Regions from separate parts of the Homo sapiens genome. Here region 1 is linked to region 2. A link is an interaction called in ENCODE POLR2A ChIA-PET data of the cell type or tissue named here. Cell type or tissue: GM12878. All regions are shown on one strand. Links, peaks and the distances in the headings refer to the core of each region. The heading gives the core; the rest is flanking DNA.

Evidence for each region. ChIA-PET counts read pairs that join two places held together with the same protein. Peaks named below come from ENCODE experiments on the same cell type or tissue, not always from the same donor. Only the 100,000 strongest peaks of a DNase experiment are listed, where the experiment ranks them.
Region 1: POLR2A ChIA-PET joins it to region 2 with 8 read pairs; 4 of 35 experiments call an interaction of 5 or more read pairs at or near these places.

Annotation. Positions count from the first base shown.
Region 1 is chr6:17,013,250-17,017,648 of GRCh38, reverse strand. LOC105374951 (a long non-coding RNA gene) reads right to left here and starts at 1,832. Exons shown (of 3, transcript XR_926534.3): 1 at 1,724-1,832. In GM12878, for the core only: no CTCF peak of the experiment used is centred there; a DNase peak (open chromatin) is centred at 2,264.
Region 2 is chr6:16,930,685-16,935,083 of GRCh38, reverse strand. No RefSeq gene overlaps it. Among named protein-coding and RNA genes, the nearest start is that of STMND1, 170 kb to the left of the region's middle. In GM12878, for the core only: no CTCF peak of the experiment used is centred there; no DNase peak of the experiment used is centred there.

The DNA.
Region 1 (4,399 bases), core at 299-4,298, 82 kb before region 2:
AGGTTTGTTTACACGAGCATCACCACAAACACGTGAGTAATGTGTTGCACTTTGCTATAACAGTGGCTATGTCACTAGTCAATAGGAATTTTTCAGTTTCATTAGAGTCTTATAGATCACCAGATATGTGGGCCAACACCGAAGTGCTGTTATGTGGTGCATGACTCTATTAATTCTTCCAAACCATGAAAATGAGAAATCTTTCCATTTATTTGTGTCTTCTTCAATTTCTTTCCTCAATGTTTTGTAGTTTTCAGTATACAGAAATTTCATCTTCTTGGTTAAATTTATTCCTATTTTATTCTCTTTGATAATATTACTAATGGGATTTTTTTTTTTTTTTATGCTTTGGGGTTTTCTTTTAGATAGCTCAGTGTTAGTATACAGACACAACACTGATTTTTTTTTTCTTTTTGAGTCAGGGTCTCACTCTGCCACCTAGGTTGGTCTCAAACTCCTGGGCTCAAGCAATCCTACCGCCCTAGCCTCCTGAATACCTTGTACTGCAAGCGTGAGCCATCATGCTCTGCTAGTTTTAAAAAACGTTTTGCAGCACTAGGTCTTGCCATGTTGCCCAGGCTGGTTTCAAACTCCTGGGCTCAAGTAATCCTCCTGCCTCGGCCTCCAAAAGTGCTGGAATTACAAGTGTGAGCCACTGCACCCAGCCTCTACTAAAAACTTAAACATTAGCTGGGTGTGGCGGTCTGTGCTTGTAGTCTTAGCTACTTATGAGACTGAGGCGGGAAGATTGCTTGAAACTAGGAGTTCAAGGTTGCAGTGAGCTATGACCGTGCCACTGCACTCTAGTCTCAGTGACAGAGCAAGACCCTGTCTCTAAAAGAAAAAAAAAAGTAGATGAATGGATAAAGAAAAAAGAGGGGAATCCTATTATTTGCGACAACATAGATAAGCCTGGAAGACATCACATTAAGTGAAATAAGCCAGACACAGAAAGACAAATACTGCATCACCTCACTTATATGAAGAATCTAAAAACAGCTGAAGTTTTAGAAGTAAAATGGTGGTTACCAGGGGCTTGGGGGTGGGGAAAACGAGAAGATGTTGGTAAAGAGTACAAACTCTCAGTTGTAAGATGAAGTTCTGGGCCTGGCGGGGTGGCTCATGCCTGTAATCCCAGCACCTTGGGAGGCCGAAACGGGCAATTCACGAGGTCTGGAGACTGAGAACATCCTGGCTAACACGGTGAAACCCTGTCTCTACTAAAAATACAAGAAATTAGCCAGGCATGGGGGCAGGCGCCTGTAGTCCCAGCTACTCCGGAGGCCGAGGCAAGAAAATGGTCTGAAACCGGGAGGCGGAGCTTGTGAGAGGTAACAGTGTGCGGGCAGCACTCCCTCTCAGCGCCTCCTCTGCTTCGGTGCCCACTCTGGCCGCGCTTGAGGAGCCCGCCGCTGCACCGTGGGAACCACTCTCTGCATTGTCTGAGACCAGACCCGGCTCCCTCTATTTGCAGAGATGTGTGGAGAAACAGGGGCGAGCGGGAACGGAAAAGGCGTGGAGACAGACGCGCAGGCGAGAACCGGCTCGCGGGCCAGCGCAAGTTCCGGGTGGGCGCGGCCTCGACAGGCCCTGCACCGGGAGGGGCGGACAAGTTTCCCACCACTGCCGGCCCGCCCGCGCCGGCCCGTCCCCGGTGTCAGCCACCTCCCGACGGGGCAGGGCTCACAACCCACCCGCCATGCCCGAGGCCTACACCCCCCACCTTGGGCTCCCCGACAGATGCTCCCTGCCCCTCGCCACAGTATAGGAGTGGTGGGCAGCTCCGCCTGCAGCCCTAAAACGATCCACTGGGGGAAGTCAGCTGGGCTCCTGAGATGAGCGGGGACTTGGAGAACTTTTATGTCTAGCTGGAGGATTGTAAATGCACCAATCAGCACTCTGTGTCTAGCTCAAGGTTTGTAAACGCACCAATCAGTACCATGTCAAAGCGGACCAATCAGCTCTCTGTAAAATGGGCCAATGGGCTCGCTGTAAAATGGGCCAATCAGCTCTCTGTAAAATGGACCAATCAGCAGGATGTGGGTGGGGCCGGATAAGGGAATAAAAGCTGGCTGCTGGAGCCAGCAGCGGCAATCTAATTGGATAGTGTTGTTTTGTGAGGAATATGTGTTTTTTTTTTTTTTTCTCCTCCAGTGTGGGCAATATATTTTGCTGTAGGTGATTGGGTGTGTAGTGCACATATGAGCTGTAACTCTCACCTTAAAAATCTGTAGTTTCACTCCTAAGGCCTTTGAAACCACAAACCCACAGGGAGAAATGAGTAACTCCAGACAAGCTGCCTTGAGAGCTGTATCATTTATCACTTAAGTCTGAAGGAAAAAACTAAACCCATCCAAACAACAAACGGAAGAAACTGGACATACTGCTTTTAACACACGTGGGGAGGGTCTGTGGTTTCATTATTGAAGTCAGTGAGACCAAGAGTCCACCAATTCTGGTCAGACCTACAGTGAGTAGAGATCGTGTCTTTGCATTCCCGTTTGGGCTATGGCGCCAGATTGTCCAGAAGGAAAAAAAAGATGTTGTGATGCTTGTAGTTGCAGTGCAGTGGGAGACTATGGCAAGCGGATTGTGAGGTCAGGAGTTTGAGCCCAGCATGGTCAATACGGTGAAACCGTGTGTCAAATGAAAATACAGAAATTAGCTGGGTGGAGTGGTATGTGCCTGTAGTCCCAACTACTTGAGAGGCAGGTGAATTGCTTGAGGTTGGGAGGTGGAGGTTGCAGTGAGCTGAGATTACCATTGCACTCCAGCCTGGGCAACAGAGTGAGACTCCGTCTCAAAAAAAAAAAAAGTGTGAAGTTCTGAGGGTTTGATGTACAGCATGAATGGTGATACATTACTTCATTTGATTGTGGCAATCCTTGCACAATGCATATATGTCAAATAATTATGTTGTACACCTTAAATATGTTCAATTTTTGACAATTTTTTTTAAGCTTTGACATTAAAGAAAAAGTATGAAAAGGTGTCATCAGGGTTGTATTCCTTCTGGAGAATCTGCTTGCTTAACTTTGCTGGCTTATAGCAGCTTCCTGCACTTCACGGCCTTTTTTTTTTTTTTTTTTTTTTTTTTTTTTTGAGATAGGATGTCACACTGTTGCCTGGGTTGGAGTGCGGAGTGGAACCATCTCAGCTCAGTGCAATCTCTGCCTTCCGGGTTCAAGCAATTCTCCCACCTCAGACTCCCAAGTAGCTGAGATTATAGGTGCATTGCACCGCAACCAGCTAAGTTTTTGTATTTTTGGTGGAGACAGTTTCACTATGTTGCTCAGGCTGGTCTCAAACTCTTGAGCTTGAACGATCTGCCTGCCTTGGCCTCCCAAAGCATTTTCTTCCATCTTCTAAGCCACCAACATGACATCTTCAAATCTCTGTTGCCATCCTCGCATTTCCTTTTCTGACTCTGACCCTCCTGCGCCCTCTTAGAGGAACTCTTGTGATTTCATTATGCCCTTGGAGAACCCAAAATCTCAAGATCCTTAATCACATTCACAAAGTACCTTTTGTGATATAAGGTAACATTCACAGGTTCTGGGGACTGGGACATGGACATCTTCGGAGGGTCATCATTGACCTTTCCGTTTGTACCATAAGTACAAAGGGAAACAGTGTCACATAATAATTTCCTGTATGGCCAACTTTTTCTTGCCAATAGAAGGAAAGGAATTTGCTGATGCTGGTGTGAGTTCTTATTCTAACTCGCTAGATGTCATTCCAAATGCCTTTATCATTTTAAATACCAAATATATATGGCATTCCGAATGATGAGTAACAGGAGACTATAAATAGGCCTCAAAGGCTGGAAAGTCTTAACAACAGAGCAGGAAAGTCTAAAATTACTTAAAAATTATTAAAGTGCAGTCCCTTTGCTTAATTTTTTAAAAGTGTTAGGCCTTAGATGCTTAGGATAAAAAGCCATCACCATCTTGATATTCTCTCTACTTAAAGGAAATCCATGTCTTTTAAAATCAATGTCTTTAAAACCACTCATTCTTCATTAAATTGTTGATTTAACCAATCAGTGTCTACTGAGCACTCACAATGTGCTAGGCACTGCAGTGGGCACTGGGCATAATATTGACCAAAATCAATATGATTTCCGCCCTTATAAGCTTACAGTCTCGTGGGAGATAGGAAAAGCAAGGAAATTATTAGCACACTGTGCAATAAGCGTGTGATAGGAATGATTCTCACTGCCGTCCAGTTATACCCCAGTCTTAGTGCTGGGCACTGTCCCTTCCATTCCACCATTTCATTCCTGGGTGTCAGGGTCCCATCACCTTCTGTTGGAGGAAAAACTTAGGAGTATTCCAAGCGCTTGATAAATGGAAGGGAGCAGCAACCCACACATTTCAATGAGAAAGCAACAATTTAC
Region 2 (4,399 bases), core at 94-4,093:
CGGATCAGCTGCCCATGCCTCTACCTCACTCCAGGCTGTAACTTACCTTTACCTTGAGGTTTATTACATTATAGCTTTTAATCAGGTCTATTAGCTAAAGCACCAGTTTCATCAGAGATCTCCACTGGACACCTTGGCCCAAGACTTCCCCTTTCAGCTTAAACCTGTCCTTTATAGGTTGTTTGTTTGTTTGATTGAGTATTTATTTTAAATCCAACAGAACTTGCTTACACTGTGTTAGTGAATACAGGACTTGTTTGGTTGTTGTGGCAGCCCCAGATAGTCAGGTCTTTCATAACAGATCTAAAAGATCCCCTTGATCATAAAGATAGTCCCCTAGGGAAGGTTAATACTGCTACATCTAAACTCACAGCTCCTGGCAAGAAAAATTATACACCAAAAAAATTCCACAAGGAGAACAAGTGCCCAGCTGCAAAGGTCGCTCAGATGAGCTCTTGGCAAAATATTGCTTTTATAACTTAGGTGTCTCAGCCCTTACCTGAAGAAAATATACACTGAAACTCAAAATGCATATGAGAGTATATATATATATATATATATATATATATATATATATATATATATATATATATGTAGTTTTTTGGCATCATTCATGTTTCCCAGTAAGCCCATGTCATGGATTGAGAAAGAAATACATGAGAATTCCCACTCAGAAAGCACTCATGAATATGAGCATTCCATGGATTTTATTTTAGAAACAAATCTGTGGTCTTCAATCTCAGAGAAACAAGAGAGGGTAGTTCACAAAGCTATTAGAATCCCTTTAACAACTGCCAGCCTTTGAAACAAAAATCCAAGTCAATTGAATCCTTTTTTCCAAAGCCCAGACTTCAAAAGTCTTGTATACTAACTTCCTTACTTGCTTCTTTCACCATGTAAAGCATCGAAAAATTGCCTAGGAATGTGGTCAGCCCCATAGCATCTTGCAGAGTAGACAAGGCTTCTCAGGAATGCCCCTCTTTACAAAAGACATATAACTTCTTTTCACAACCAGAACCTGAACAGAATTCTGCACCCCTCAGGGGACTGCAGAATTCACATCCAAGTAAGGCTAGGCTCACTTCCCAAGAAAACTGAGCCAAGGAGCCAGGTAGGAAAGAGGTTAAAGTCTTCTGTGTGTCTTCTTGAGAAGGAGGAAAAGGCTATCACACAGCTGGAAAGAGAACTGAATAAAAGGGTCAAGGCTTTCACTGAGATTCTGCTCATGAGGTGGAATCTTGTGTGAAAGCATTTTCATCAGAACTCTGCAGCAGATTGCACATCTGCTCATCTCTCCCCAGGAAGCTTAACCCCAACTCTCAGCCAATCTCTTTCTCAGCAGTCACGGAACAGTAGCCTGTTCCTCATCTGATTCACCTGCCTTGCAAGCCTCTTCCTTCTCAGATGGACTGATAGGACCCCAAATCCTCCCCATCACCGCTGTGCTTGGCCCTGATAACATAGACTTGACCAGCTTCAGGTCAGCAACGATAGAGTCGTTTAAGGCCATGTCCTCAAAGAGAAACATTGCTTTTCTTTCTGAAACTGGGAGTGTCTAAGAATGTGTCTTCTGGTGACAACTCATCTTTTCCTTAAATGAGGCAAAGGGAGAGAGCAAATACAAACATTCTGAATGCATGATGTTCTTCTGTACTTTAACATCGCCCATTTACAGAATGCTCAATATTTCAGAAAATTCTTCCTTATCCTAATTTTTGATTCTTCTTTATATTCTTCTCTAGCTTCAGGGTAGAGGAATTCCAGTAGAAGCAAAGGCTCTGGCTGGGTTGATTTTTACTGTCATTAGAGGGTCAGCTTTTGGAATATCAGTGAACAAGATATCTTTCATTCAGATAGCAAGAATGTGCTCCTCCTAATTCTTGCCCAGCTTCCTGATGGGACCAGCCTGGTCCATTGGCGCATATAAATCCTACTACTAAGAGGCGCGCAGATTCCCTTAATGTTTGGAATCACTTTGACAGTTTTCAGCATATATTAGCTTACTGAACACTTGGAGGAACATTGAATGACAGGTTTGGCAATGGTTCTGTTAAGATTTCATCCACAAAAAAATAAGAACAGGAAGATGTATTCCTATCCGTCATTTTACCATGGGTGTCTGCATGAATCAATAAGGACTAAATGAGTATTGGGATGACTTGTCAAAGGTATTTTGAGTGAGTTTATTATAAACTTTGCTTACATCTCTAACCAAGGAGCAATATTACTGACTACTAAGTAATCTTCACTTTTAGTTTTTCTCCATTCTTGAAATGGATTCTTTTTTTTTTTTTTTTTTTTGAGGCAGGATCTTCCTCTGTCACCCAGGTTAGATAGGAGAGCAGTGGCACAATCTCAGCTCACTGCAACCTCCGCCTCCTGGGCTCAGGTGATCCTCCCACCTCAGCCTCCCAAGTAGCTAGGACTACTGGCGCACACCACCATGCCTGGCTAATTTTTGCATTTCTTTTTGCAGAAAGAGGGTTCCACCATGTTGTCCAGGCTGGTCTTGAACTCTTGGGCTCCAGTGAGCCTCCTACTTTGGCCTCCCAAAGGGCTAAAATTACAGGTGTGAGCCACCATGCCCAGACTTAAAATGGATATTTTAAACTGGGTTGAAAGACACTAGTTCCCCCTTAAATCTACCCTCAAGCACTTACTAATAACTTTAAAATGTTAATTGAGTGAATAAAAGATGAATGAATGAATGTGTGAAATAAAAATGGAAAAATATTCATGGTATAATGCTAAGTAAAAATGTAGAATTTAAAATTATAGCTATGAGTTAATCATTCCACAAATGTATACATATATCAGAACATCACAATGTATGCAATAAATATATACAATGAAATAAGAAAATAAAATAAAATTACAGCTATAACATTGCTGACAATGTATAAAAGTTAAATACACATAAGGGCAACCTTAAAACATAACATGGACAAATGAAAACATTGATTTTGTTATGCAATCAGATCAAAAAATGTTTCATGTTATAATTAACATTCTTATTGCAACAAAATGATATTCTAAAAATGAATGAATCTGATCACACATAAAACTACATATGGAGGATTATGAGATAAGAAAGCTAATAATATAACAAGAGATGATCAAAAGATTTAAAGTATGCTTTCAAGATATCAACCTCAATCGACCTAACCGAAAATTGTAAATAAACTGAAATCCATCTTAACTGTCCTCTTTGGATAAGCAGACCATCCTATATTTTATTTTAATAAAAACTTTTAATAAGAAAAAGTAAAAATAAAATATTGGCAAGGTTAAAAAGAAAAAAACACACTTTCATAAAACTGTGTGATACAGACCTCAAGAGTAAGCATAAAGTTTAATTGTCAGGGCCAACAGTAACGGAAGAGGTGAAGATGCGTCTGGTGTGACTTCTGCAACAAGGGTAATAGGAGTGTCAGATTTTCTTTTTTAAAAAAACTTTTAAGTTCAGGGGTACATGTGCAGGTTTGTTACATAGGTAAACTTGTGTCATGGGGTTTTGTTGTACAGATTATTTCATCACCCAGGTATTAAGCCTAGTACCCATTAGTTATTCTTCCTGACCCTCTCCTTCCTCCTATCCTCCTCCCTCCAAAAGGCACCAGTGTGTTGTTCCCCTCTATGTGAACATGTGTTCTCATCATTCAGCTCCCACTTATAAGTGAGAACATGTGGTATTTGGTTTTCTGTTCTTGCATTAGTTTGCTAAGGATAATGGCCTCCAACTCCATACATGTCCCTGCAAAGGACATGATCTTGTTCTTTTTTATGGCTGCATAGTATTCCATGGTGTATAGGTACCACATTTTCTTTATCCAGTCTATCATTGATGGATATTTAGATTGATTCCATGCCTTTGCTATTGTGAATAGTGCTGCAATGAACTGACACATGCATGTGTCCTTATAATAGAATGATTTATCTTCCTTTGAGCATATACACAGTAATGGGATTGCTGGGTCAAATGGGATTTCTGTCTCTAGGACTTTGAGGAATTGACACACTGTCTTCCACAATGGTTAAACCAATTTACACTCCCACAACAGTATATAAGCTTTCCTTTTTCTCCACAACCTTGCCAACATGTGTTATTTTTTAACTTTTTAATAATAGCCATTCTGACCAGTGTGAAATGATATCTCATTGTGTTTTTGATTTGCATTTCTCTAATGATCAGTGATACTGAACTTTTTTTCATATGATTGTTGGCCACATATACGTCTTCTTTTGAAAAGTGATTGTTCATGTCCTTTGCCCACTTTTTAATGGGGTTGTCTTTTTTTCTTGTAAATGTGTTTGCTTCTTATAGATGCTGGATATTAGACCTTTGTCAGCTGCATAGTTTGCAGAAATTTTCTTCCATATATATATAATTATGTATATA